2 separate regions of the Homo sapiens genome follow, and region 1 is linked to region 2. A link is a loop called in an ENCODE intact Hi-C map of the cell type or tissue named here. Cell type or tissue: dorsolateral prefrontal cortex. All regions are shown on one strand. Links, peaks and the distances in the headings refer to the core of each region. The heading gives the core; the rest is flanking DNA.

Region 1 (5,000 bases), core at 1-5,000, 220 kb before region 2:
TGGCAGCATATATCTATTTCAAGCTACTTTTTAAGGCAATACATGGCACCTTTGAGCCAGGGTTTCATCTTCCATGGCAATTACTATTGGATGGTAGGACAGTCATGATCATCAATTATGAGTATCTGATCTGACATAGTTATGAGAAAGAGAATTGACTGATGGCAACTGTTCCTAGTATTTGCCATTCATACGTTACAGCATCAAGAAAAAATGTGTGTGTGTGTGTGTGTGTGTGTGTGTACAAACTATACACAGTTCTCATCACTAACAGTCTATTAATCAGTGGGCCCAAAAAATACATTGGCTGCCCCATAATTGCAAACAGGGCCTGTGGACTCAGGGCTAGCAGCTAGATGGAGATCACAGTGAAGACTGGGAATGCCTATTGGGAAGGTGCTCCAGCCAAAGAATTCAAGGGACCAGAGGTCAAGAAAGAGCAGAGAATCAAAGCTGGGCCCCTTGTGGGGAGGCCGAAGTCAGGCAAAACAAGTGACAAAGAAGGCGGTAAGTGCAAGCTGAGCAATTATGTGAACAGAGGCAGAAAAAAGGAACTTTGGAACTGAAGAAAGCTGTTCCATGGCTTGTTCCATTTCGGAGTACTAAAATGTCACCTTCTCAGAATGGCCCTCCCTGGTGTTCCTGGCTAAAAGAGTAGGTTCTGAGACTCTCCATCTGAAACTTGCTTTATTGTTGTTCATAGCTCTTTTCTCCGTCTAATAAGATATTAATTTTTCATTTCCTTGTGTGTTTATTATTTGTAACCCCCAGCAGAGTGTAAACTCACTATAAGTGGAGACATTTTCTTGTTCACTCTGGTGTCCCCAATGCCTAAGACAGCTCCTAGGACAAAGTAGAGTTTCAATAGATATTTGCTGTCTGAATGATGAACTCACTTAACAGATGAGGAAAGTGGGGTTCAAAATGAGGAGTGGCTTACAGAGGTCAGGAGAGCTGTAAACATCCTGCGATGCAGAGGATCCCCCCCTAGCACCTACAACCGAGACTTAGCCAGCCCAAAATGTCAGTGGTGCCCAGCTGAGAAACACTGGGCTACACAGACAGGATGGGAGGTTGGCAATGGAAGAGGAGGGTGTGGAGAGGATGTGCATGACCCAGACCTTGGATGATGGGAACATTTGCACATATGGAGATGAGGAAGAGCTGGCGAGGGAGGAAATTAAACATCTGTCCGCCATCCCCAGTGTGTGGCCTCCCTCATTTTGTGCCTAGCACTCCCTCCCTGAAGTTGTGCGAACCAAAAATGTCTCCAGACATTGGCAAATGTCCCCTGGAGGACAAAATTGCCTCTGGTTGAGAACTGCTGGAGTCTAGCCAAAGTCAGCTCTCCCCTCTCCTTCCTCAGAACTCCAACCTCACTGTGGGAGACACTTCTTAAAGGCTGGGCACTGCTTAACTTGCTCATCTTCTCTCCTGCTGGGTGGTGAGCTCTTCATCCTGACCCTGGAGGCATTTCTCTCACGTGTGGGAGTAAGGGGCATCAGGGCATCAGTTTCTAAAGCACTTGGTAACCTTTGGAGGAGAAATAACCTAATTTAGAGCCAAACAGAAATAAATCAAGACTCTAGAGATAGTTTGGATATCACTGGCTGCCATAAAATTGTGATGACATTAAGCCATCCTGCTAGATTGATTTGTAAATGATGCTAACATAGCTCTGATATTATAAGGAAGGCATTTGAAATAAAAGACAAACAACTCTCTATTTATCACTGCTGAACATTTGAAGGAAAGCTGGAAAAGGAAAGAAGCATTGAGGGCAGAAATCCAAGAGACTTGATTGACAGTTCAGACAATAGTCCCTGAGGGGCACCCTCAGAAGCTCAGGGCTACTTTATTTAGCATTTAAAGATGTTGCTATCTGTCCATTCAAAGGAAAAAAATAACCTTTTTTGTTTGGTTTGATGTTCTTTCTTTCTGGTTTAAGATTCAGCACATCACCCAGAGGGGTGAATTTCATCAAAATATTTTCCCCAAATGATCTACAGTTCCATTTTGTAATATGTTGCCACCCACGTCAATAGCTATTGATATTCTGTAATTTTCAGTGACTAGCTGAAGCTCTCCCATGCACTACACTAATCCAGCTGCTTGTTATAGGTAAAAATAAAGGAAGTGATTATTACGCTGGTGGAAAACTCAGTTGCAGCTCAAAGACTACATAACTATAAATTGCAGAAGGATTAGGAATTCATGGTTGGGTAGAACAATTATAGGTCAGCAATTTCATGTTAAATTGCTTATTGCAAGGTGGAAGTGGAAGATACTGCCAAGCAAAATCAATTTACCTTGAAAATAATTAGTGAGATGCAAACACCTGGAGATGGGAAATTCGTTTGAAAGTAATTATTGCTGCTCAAATCTAGCCAGTCTCTTTCAGCAGCAAGGACTGTCTGCAGATGGAGATTTCACTGAATTGAGTGCTGCTTGAAAGGATCTGTTGGATTCTCATCTAAAATCAGCTTGAGTTTAGCATTATAGGGGAAAGCTCACGCTGTACAAAGAGCTTAATAGTCAGGATTAGATGGGTTTCTGAATGCACAGGGAAGAGAAAAATGGGAAGCAATATGTGAACTGAACAATCAAGTCAGATTTAGAGGCCTTAGCCTGGTCTAGTAACCCAGTTAACTGCCAATTCCTTTATGTGGATGAGGAAAGATGAATGTCTCCTTTATTCACCATATGCAACACACCCTCAGTCATTGAAGACAGAAACATTGAACGGAGTGACACATTGCTTTTCCATGTGCAATTTGCTGTATCTTTACTGGAGAGCATTCCGAGTACTGAGGCAGAAGTTGTGAAGTCAGTTAAAATCACCAGCAATGGTTGGCAAGGAAATTTGAACAATAAAGAAGCTGAGACTCTAAACACACCCCACAAGACTGGGTCTCACATCCCTGAAGGGAGGGGAAATTAGATAGGGCAGATGGTTTTATTGCATTGAGGTATACTTTGTCCTTTAGAGTCATTTCTATCATCTATGCTAAAGACAGAAATGAAAACAGGTTCTGCAGACATGCAGCTGGTCCTGTATCACACAACGCTCCAGTGAGTTGAAGAGGGCAGATCTGCATGAAAACACAACCAAAAGAACAGGTAAAAACAGCCACAAATCACCAAATGACCAGAGGGACTGTTGTCTTTGGTTTGTGGTCTTTCTGCTTCTGTAGGATCAGCCAAAGTAGTCAGTCCTTGGAGACCAATTGGAGTCCCCTTTGTTTCTGCTTCTGTGGCTGCAGCTTGGATAGAGATGACTTGCTCAGGCTGCAAGCAAAAGCCACAACTCACAGAAGGGGCAAAGAAGAGAAAATGAATCTCTGAGATATTTTTTTTCCTTTTTTTTTCTTTTTTTGAGGTGGAGTCTCGCTCTGTCACCCAGGCTGTAGTGCAATGGCGCAGTCTCAGCTCACTGCAACCTCCACCTCCCGGATTCAAGAGATTCTCCTGCCTCAGCCTCCCAAGTGGCTGGGATTACAGGCACCCACCACCACACCCAGCTAATTTTCGTATTTTTAGTAGAGACGGGTTTCACCATGCTGGCCAGGCTGGTCTCAAACTCCTGACCTCACGATCTGCCCACCTTGGCCTCCCAAAGTGCTGGGATTACAAGAACGAGCCACCGCACCTGGCCCCTCAGAATTTTTTTTTAACTTAGTTCTTTTCAACTTAGTTTAAAGTTGAGGCTCATATACATACATTCAGCCCAAGGCACCAGCCTAATCTCTCCTGGGTAAGCATTAGGAAAAGGCACCTCAACCTCTGGGGTACACAGCTTGTTGAGCAGATTGCAGGTTGAATTTTAGGACGCAGCCATTAAACCAACATGAATATGTCTATCAATGTCTGTATTGGTCATGTCCCAGAAAAAAAATAGATGGCACATTGAAATTAGGGCAATTCAAGGACAGCATAATAAAGGGACATTTATGAAGGTGTAGGCAGAGTATGGGATAGCACAGTACTCCTAGGATGAAGGTCAGAGTGTTACAAGAACCAGGTAAGGGAGGATCACTAGGAGAGGGTCTACTTGGCAGGAGGTGTGGAGCTGTGACCTCCAGAAAGCCCCACTGGAGGCCATTCCACAGGGGAGAAGTCAAAAGAATAAACACCCCAGCCTCATCTGCTTCTTCCCTCCAAACTCCTCTGGGGCGCCTCATAGGCTGAAGTTACCTGATAAGCCAGAGGTCAAGGTATCCCATTGAAGTGGCCTATGGGGTCAGCCTAGGGCAGAGAGCAGCAGGTTGAGGGTGGAGAGTGGATCTAGGGGCACACATGGGAAATATCCAGCTCACAGTTCATGACCGGGCTGCCCCAGTGGTTTATTCTTTCTAACGTGTGTTCAGAACCACCTCCTCGGTGCTGGACCTGTTCTGGGGGCACGTTGATGTGTCCATTATGAATCCCTAGCCTCGAGAAGCTTTTTTCCAGCAGGGAAAATGGTTGTTTGGGGGCTTTGGTTTTGGCTTTTTGCCTGTGAATCTCCTGCCAGAGAATAAGTCCCCAAATTTTGGGAAATGGAACTTCTTTATTTCCAGCCATGTGGCTTCAGCTTTCACCCTAGGTGACCAGAGGGGGCTGATATTATCCCGAAGGCTCCTGACAACTTCTATTTTATGAGTGCATCCACTTTATAAAATATTAACCAGAAAAGTATTAAAATTTGCAAATGCAACAACAGACCCAGAGGGACAACGTGATGATACCATTTTTTATATATTTTTTTAAAACATGAAAAGCATTTCTGAAAGACAAAGGAAAAAAAGGTGTGTCTTTGTTCTCCTTTCAATGTAAGCAGAGTGGTATATGTTTGTTTTCTGCGGACATTGCTGATTCACCAAGGATTCAAGAATTACTAATGAGTGTTTTTCACTTCTCATTTACAAATGGAATACATTAAGAAATTACTCAGCCACACTCGGTGTGGTTTTTAATTGAAACCAACCTCTCTGTACGGATGAGTGGAATTTCTTTTTCTC
Region 2 (8,668 bases), core at 1,410-6,409:
ATATATTATGCAGATGCATTTTACATGCATTAGCTCATTTAATCCTCATAACAGCCTTTGAGGTAGGAACAATTGTCAATGACACATACTAGGCCGGGAGTGGTGGCTCACACCTGTAATCCCAGAACTTTGGGAGGCCAAGGTGGGCGGATCACCTAAGGTCAGGAGTTCGAGACCAGCCTGACCAACATGGTGAAACTCCATCTCTACAGAAAATACAAAAATGAGCCGGGCATGGTGGCGCATGCCTGTAACCCCAGCTGCTTGGGAGGCTGAGGCAGGAGAATAACTTGAAGGAGGTTGCAGTGCGCCAAGATCGTGCCACTGCACTCCAGCCTGGGCAACTGAGTGAGACAACGTCTCAAAAGCAAACAACAACAACAACAACAAATTACACGCACTAGCCATAGAGAAACAGCACAAGAAGGTTGAGTTGCCCAAGTTCACGCAGCTAGGAAGGGGTAGATACCATGGGCCCATCTCATCCCTTTCACGAACTGTTTCTAGGAAACTGTCCTGATCAGTCTGAAAATTCCTAAGGGGTTCATGTGTCCCATTTTAGACGCATTAAAAGCTACAGCAGACTTCTCTGGCTCACTGTAAATAAATTAATATCTGTACCCCACTGAGAAAACTGCCTAGCCCAGAATGAGCGCTCTGATAGTGTAAAGCTATCATCATCACCATCAACATCATTAAGCCACCATGCATACAAATAGGCCGCATTATTTGCACCTTTTTATTCAGATAGGGAAGTCTTCCTTGAGCTGCATTTACATTCAACAGTTTTCACTCCCTTTGAAACATTTGGCTTATCTTATTATCTCCTTCTATCCATTCCCTTGGACCACTGCCTCCTCACCAATCATGAGACTTAAAGGTGTGAGGATTTCAGAAAGCACAAAAACTTCCTGCTCAGCGTTCTAAAATCTAAGATACTAACCATAAATCATAGGTACTGAGCTTTCCCAAAGCCAGCCCTAATGCTGGTTATCAGTGCAATCACCATGTCTTCTAGGAAAGCCTGGACTTGAGGAGACAATTACATTTCCCTGGAGACCCCAAGGAAATCAAGTGCACACACAGAAATGGCTCTTGTAATTGATAGCAGAGTGTCAAGTACAAGGGTCACAGTAATCACCCAGGAAGCACAGTGACTAAGAACACAGTCCAACTGCCCAAGTTCAAATCTTGGCTCCATCACTTTCTGGCTGTGAGACCAAGTTACTTTATCATTCTTGGCCTCCTTTTCTCATTTGTAAAATAAGGATGAAAACTGTACCTACCTCATAGACTTTTTTTTTTATTCTGTGAGCTATTAGGTTGGTGCAAAGTATTAAACATAACGGCAAAAACCACGATTACTTTTATACCAACCTAGTAATATATATGCAGAACTTAAAGTAACATTGGTACAAAGTAAGTATTCAGAAACCCCTGGCTAATGTGATGCTTCAGAACGTTGTTGTTGTTGTTGCCGTTGTTGTTGTTTTGAGACAAGATCTGTGTCACCCTGTCTACAGTTCAGTGGCGTGATCACAGCTCATTGTAGCCTTGAACCCCGGGACTCAAGTGATCCTCCCACCTCAGCCTCCTGAGTAGCTAGGACTACAGGCATGAGTCACTATGCCCAGCTAATCTTTCTTATTATTAGTAGAGAGAAGGTCTCACTATGTTGCCCAAGCTGGTCTTGAACTCCTGCGCTCAAGCAATTCACCTGCCTTGGCCTCCCAAAGTGCTGGGATTATAATAGGCATGAGCCAGCAGGCTTGGCCTGATTTTGCATTCTTATGTATCCTCCCTATATTCGTATGAGTTTGATTTGTGGAAACTATTCCATAGGAGTATGTTCTGAGTGAGCCATTGTGTTTGGGGGACGTTTCATCACCAGGGTCTATGGACTGAATGTTTTCAGATATTTCCTTATAACACTTTTTTAAAATGGCTTTTGTGCTAAATACAACATAAAACATAAAACCCAAGCAACATCAACTTCTTGTAAAAGCACTCATGGAATCTGCACTCTTATGCCTCCATTAGAATTTGACATTCGAACCATGAAACTTCAACCAATCAGAATATAATAATGCCCAGATCATCCACAGGTCACACACACATAGTGTTTGTAAAGCCAGATTTCAGAACTCAGGCACTAAATGGTAAAAAAAAAAAAAAAAAAAAAAAAAAATTGCCAAGTTGTTAAGATTGCTGTCTTGGACTGGGACCTCCTAGGTTCACATTCTGTCTTCACCACTTGAGCTGGCCCTTCACCTACGTGACTCTCAGGTTCTTCATGTACAAAGTGAGATAGTAAATGCCCCCTTAGGGCATGGTGAGGATCAAGTGAGATAATTTATATGAAGTACTCAGCATAGTGCCCAGCACTGCTGGACACTCATTCACATTAGACACTGTTAGAATGATTTATAGGAAGCGTAGATTAATTGGAAGTGGGAGTTCCCTTTGGTAGAGATACAAGCTAAATAATTAGGGTATTATTATTATCCAATGAAAGCAATTGTAAAGCCAGTGTCTAATCCATTCCAGCATAGATGTACAAAAGGCCACTTGAGGAGGCCACAAGATGTAACCTGTTTGAATTCATTAGCCCAAGGTAAAGAGAGGGCTTGTCCCTTCAAAAGGAAGGCAGGAAGCCATGGAAGCAAAGAGAACTGGGGGCCAAGAGGCAGAGAGACGCAATGGGAATCCTTGACTATTTTCAGAGTCTGTGGCTCACAGACTCTGAGGATGCGGTGCCATTAGCAAGGCTCTGTAGGGTGGGGAAGTCCCTCAAGCTATCTTAGCTGAGACTTTTGCTAAAATCATCCACATTGCGGCCAGGCACAGTGGCTCACCCCTGTAATCCCATCACTTTGGGAGACCAAGGCGGGTGGATAACGAGGTCAGGAGTTCGAGACCAGTCTGGCCAACATGGTGAAACCCCGTCTCGGGGTTTCAAAATTATACAAAAATTAGCTGGGCGTGGTGGCAGGTGCCTGTAATCCCAGCTACTCAAGAGGCTGAGGCAGGAGAATCTCTTGAACCTGGGAGGCGGAGGTTGCAGTGAGCCGAGATCGTGCCATTGCACTCCAGCCTGGGTGACAAGAGCAAGACTCCATATCAAATATATATATATATATATATATACAAAATTAGCCAGGCATGGTGGCACATGCCTGTAATCCCAGCTACTCAGGAGGCTGAGGCAGGAGAATCGCTTGAACCCGGGAGGCGGAGGTTGCAGTGAGCCGAGATCATGCCATTGCACTCCAGCCTGGGCAACAAGAGCAAACTCTGTCTCAAAAAAAAAAAAAATATCATCCACATTGCTTGGCTGTGGCTCTCCTCCCAAACCCTCTTTGTGATTAAGACCTGACTTCCCATGCAGCACAACTTACTAAACTGATATTCTGGGTCTGTCACAGTCTCAGGTACCCTTTAGTTGTAAGAGTCAGTCTCTCAAGGTCTAATCACCCTCAGATAAACGTCAATCGTTGGTCCCCAGACCATCCAGACAAAGGTCTTCTCAGTTAATTTTTTCTCAGCAAACTCTGCCATGCCATCTTTTCACATTTCCACAGTACATATCAGAACTAGGAAGGTAGAGCTGAGACCTGATTTCAGGTCTTCTAACCCTAAGTCCAATGTTTTTTTCCATTATAAAAAAAAATATAAGATGAGTCATATGCTCTGTGGCTTGAGCGTAAGTTCGTTCCTTCATCTTACTCTTATTCAAAGGTATTTGAAGGGGAGGATTAGGGGATTAGGGCCAGTAAGGCCCTAAAACCCAGATGTGAACTAAACAAAGGAAAAGGCCTGGTTAACTGTTCTTCTACCATTTACACCCAAAAATAGTCAATCAAACTAAAATGCTATTCAGATACAGCACGAATGCATACCACAAAGCAGATGTGACTGCTGGCAAGCATCAAAACCCCACATTGAGAGCAAAGTTTGGGCCAACGAGTAGGCTCTTAGCGCCTGCTAGTGGTTATCTTTTATCATTGCATGGCTGGTAAAAAACTGAAGGGAGCTGTAACTTGTAGAGAAACATGATTAACCTCAGCTTTGCACATTCCAAATGAGGGATAATTAAACCCAACTGGAATGTGCATTTCTCTGTGGAAGTTTTCTTCATATATTTTAAAAAGATGATTCACCTCTTTAGAAAACCAAACATGAAAACACAGGACATATATGAAATTACTTAAGCAAGATTACTCAATTAAAAAATCAAGTACTTCTACTAGGCCCTTATTTACTTATTTATTTATTTTGTTAGAGACAGAGTCTTGCTGTCCCCCTGGAGGCTGAAGTGTGGCGGCACAAACATAGCTCACTGTAACCTCGAACTCTGGGCCCAAGTGATTCTCCCACCTCAGCCTCCTGAATAGCTAGGACTATAGGTGCACACCACCACACCTGGCTAATTTTTTTATTGTTGTATTTTTTATAGAGATGGGGGAGGGGTCTCTGTATTGCCCAGGCTGGTCTCAAACTCTTGGCCTCAAAAGATACCCCCATCTCAGCTCCCCATCACATCCGGCCTGGGGACCTCTTTTTAAGGGATAAATTCCTCTGGTGGATTTTAAATATTTGATGATACACACATACACACATTTTTAGAAATACTGTAGAACAAATTCATAGCATAAAAAGAATATCAAACATAGGCTTTAAAAATGAAATGACCTGTAAGTTTCAGGATTTTGTCTATTTTGTTCATCACCGAAACTGTTGAATGTGGCACAGTACGTGGCATACACAAAGGCACTCAATACATACCTGTTGAATGGAGCTGACTGAAGGGTTGAAAGGGAGAGATTGAATTTGCAAGCCTACAAGTTCCACTAGGATGAGAACCTGAAGACACCATGCAGAAGAAATCAGGAGGTGGTGATTGGAGCTGGTCTAGGGAGTGGGCAAGAGGCAGAGTACAGCTCTTTGTGGTCTCGGGTACCCACCTGCCGCCCACAGGAAAGTGAAGCCTTCAGCAGTAGAAGGGATGTGTACTGCTCAGGTCTCAAACAGAAAAGTCTCTAATTACCTAGACACGCTGGCCTCAATGCATATACTTCCAGCAGAGAAGAGTGGCACCTTCACAATTCACTTCCACCTGGAGATTCAAATTCAGCTACGAGAGGGGAAAAAATTCCTTTTCAGGAAATTTCTCCAACAATCACTGTGGAAAACACACCAGGTTCTCTAGAACAGACAACAGGGCTCCAGGTGCTCCCCCATATCTTGCCCTTTCTTCACAGTGCAACTAGAATATCATTCCTTCAGAAGCCATTTCATCCCAAATTTCCCTTCCTTCAGCTTGTAGATAGAGTAAAATAATGAAAAACTTGTACCTGGAGTTTTAGGCTTGAATCCTCTCAGAGTGTTTTCTCTCTTCAAGTAGCAATTCTATTCATCCACTTCTCTGCCAAGAGTCTCAGACTGCATTAAATGATATCCTGTCTAATTCAACCTATGAGATCATAGTTCCTGAAGAAGAGCAAAAGTCCTTATTTTTAGCCCAAATTCAACTAGCGATTACATTTTCAGAAAACATAGTAGTAATAGAGTATATAAGTGCTGAAGTGAAAAATAAGGAAATAATCTAACTAAAAAGCCACATCTTTAAATTCTCTATCTTAATAATTAAGGGGCAGGGCACGGTGGCTCACGCCTGTAATCCTAGCACTTTGGGAGGCCAAGGCAGGCAGGTCACCTGAGGTCAGGAGTTCGAGACCAGCCTGGCCAACATGGTGAAACCCTGTCTCTACTAAAAATACAAAAAATAGCTCAGTGTGATGGTGGGTGCCTGTAATCCCAGCTACTTGGGAGGCTGAGGCACCAGAATCATTTGAATCCAGGAGGCAGAGGTTGCAGTGAGCTAAGATCACGCCACTGCACTCCACCCTGGGCAACAGAGTGAGACTCTGGCTCCCAATAATAATAATAATAATAAAGAACAGGTGTTTGTCGGCCAGGCGCAGTGGTTCACACCTGTAATCCTAGCACTTTGGGAGGCTGAGGCGGGCGAATCATGAGGTCAGGAGTTCAAGACCAGCCTGGCCAACATGGTGAAACCCTGTCTCTACTAAAAATACAAAAAAATAGCTGGGCGTAGTGGGGAGCGCCTGTAAACCCAGCTACTCAGGAAGCTGAGGCAGGAGAATCACTTGAATCCGGGAGGCGGAGGTTGCAGTGAGCTGAGATCGCGCCACTGCATTCCGGCCCAGGTGACAGAGTAAAACTCTGTCTCAAAAAAAAAAAAAAAAAAAAAAAAAAAGAACAGGTGTTTGCATTTAGCTACCTAGGACATGGAAACACAGAGCAATTTGTTGACTTTTAAGTCTTTTACTGAAAACATGAATAATAAAATGATCAAAACAATCATGTGTCCTCTTATTATTCATTCAATATATAATAAAAAATCACCAATCATGTTATCAATGCTACACTGTTCCATAAAAAACTGTCTACAAGAGAAGCCTGTGTCTCAATGACACCAATTGTTTTCTTTTTGTTTCTTATGTAAATAAAGATTCTATTTTATTAAATTATCCTGAATGAGGACATTGTTGGGCACCAAGATCCAAAGCAGACAACAGAGTAGAGTAGTAAGGGGAATAGGGTGGAATCCTGGCTCCATCACTAACTAGTTGTGTGATCTCGAGCAGGCTGTTTAACTTTTTTGTTTAGTAACTGCATTTAATAACTAATATTCTATTTCCTCACCAGAAAAATTGTGTTAACAACGGTAACTGGCTGGGCACAGTAGCTCATGTCTGTAATCCCAGCGCTTTGGGAGGCTGAGACAGGAAGATTGCTTGATGCCAGGAGTTTCAGACCAGCCTCAGCAATCTGTCTCTACAAAAATAAAAATAGCTACTAATAGTCCTTGCTACTGAGGAGGCTAAGGCAGAAGGATCACTTGAGCCCACAAGTTGGAGGTTACAACGTGCTGTGATCGCATCACTGCGCCCCATGCTGGACAACAGATGGAGACTCTGTCTCAAAACAAAAAACAACAGTAACTATTTCATAATAGCTGTTCGAATGTTAGAATTAAATGTGTTCCTAAATGTACAATTATTGGAGTAGTGTCTAATACATAGTAAGTACTCAATAACTATTGGCTTCTATACCAAAAAATAATCAGTTGGTTGTAAACCTGTTTGTTTGTTTTGTGACAGGGTCTCCTTCTGTAGCCCAGGCTGGAGTGCAGTGGCGGGCTATCACAGCTCACTGCAGCCTTGACACTCCCTGCCCACCAAGCTCAAGTGATCCTCCCACCTCATCCTCTTGAGCAGCTATGGCCATATGTGCCCACAACCATGGCCGGCTAATTTTTTTATCATTTGTAGAGACAGGGTCTTACTATGTGGTCTCGAACTCCTGGCTTCAACTGATCTGTAAACACAATCTTAACCTTCATATTACAGAGCAGTGAAACTCAAAATGTTTCAAAATCTGGTAACATATGAATAAGAATTTGAAAGGAAAGAAAATGTGATCTCACCTACAAGTACAGCATATGGCCCTTTAAACAGCTAAAATAATTCTAGCCATCCCTTCTCTTCGCTGTCAAGATTTAACAACTGCATACAATTCCTTTTTCATTCTGATGATGGTATTTTTGCAGAAATTAGCTTGGCCACTGGAGGGCTCTTGCAGTCTCTCATTAGTTCTAGATAAATGATTTGATAAAAATTAACTTTACTGACAGACAAAGGATGAAGTTTACAAAATACCAATAGCACGGCTGACATGCCCCATTTCAAAAACAATTTGCAATATATAGCAAAAGGATTTAAAATATGTACATTCTTTGATCCAGCTTCTAAAAATGTATCTAATAAACTAATTATAAAGTATTCAATTGTTTTTATTTACATTTCAATTAACTGTTCAATTTAGAAGTAAATTATATGTTATAAAATATGAATCTTGGCCATGCACTGTGGCTCATACCTGTAATTCCAGTACTTTGGGAGGCCGAGGCAGGCAGATCACTTGAGGCCAGGAGTTCAAGACCAGCCTAGGCAACGTAGAGAAACCGTGTCTACTAAAAATACAAAAATTAGCTGGGTGTGGTAGCGTGGGCCTGTAGCCCCAGATAGTCCAGAGACTGAGGCAGAGAATCGCTTGAACCCAGGAGGCGGAGGTTGCAGTGAGCAGAGATCGCACCACTGCACTCCAGCCTGGGCAAGAGAGCAAGATCATGTCTCAAAAAAAATAAATAAAATAAAACATGAATTTGAAAATACAAATTGCTAAATGTACTTCCAAAATATCTGTACAGTTGGAGATTGGTTTTTAAAATATATATAAATATATTTGAAAAATATACACCGAAATGTTAACAACTTTTTTGGGTAGTGAGATTGAGAGTTCTTCCTCTCTTTTGTTCTTTAGGCATTTTCCAGTTCTCCATAATGAACGTGAATTCTTTTGATCATGAGTAAAAAAAAGTTTTAAATTTTAAAATTTAAAATATTTTAAGTATTTTTAAATATTCAGTATTATATAAGGATCTATAAAGAGTACAGGCATACCTCAGAGATAATGTGGGTTCAGTTCCAGATCACCACAATAAAGCAAATATCACAGCAAGGCAAGTCATGCAAATTATTTGGCTTCCCAGTACATGCAAAAGTTATGTTTACGCTATACT

Evidence for each region. Hi-C counts contacts between places; a loop is a spot of excess contacts. Peaks named below come from ENCODE experiments on the same cell type or tissue, not always from the same donor. Only the 100,000 strongest peaks of a DNase experiment are listed, where the experiment ranks them.
Region 1: it touches region 2 in a loop (2.6-fold over the local background); 7 of 110 quality-filtered maps call a loop at or near these places.

What each region holds. Positions count from the first base shown.
Region 1 is chr3:170,632,972-170,637,971 of GRCh38, reverse strand. The region is part of intron 2 of SLC7A14-AS1 (SLC7A14 antisense RNA 1); the gene reads right to left. Among named protein-coding and RNA genes, the nearest start is that of SLC7A14, 49 kb to the right of the region's middle. RefSeq lists enhancers at 3,248-3,457, 4,779-4,858, 4,919-4,968. In dorsolateral prefrontal cortex, for the core only: no CTCF peak of the experiment used is centred there; no DNase peak of the experiment used is centred there; H3K27ac peaks cover 3,410 bases.
Region 2 is chr3:170,409,619-170,418,286 of GRCh38, reverse strand. No RefSeq gene overlaps it. Among named protein-coding and RNA genes, the nearest start is that of CLDN11, 4.9 kb to the left of the region's middle. In dorsolateral prefrontal cortex, for the core only: CTCF peaks have their summits at 3,762 and 3,971; a DNase peak (open chromatin) is centred at 3,946; H3K27ac peaks cover 795 bases.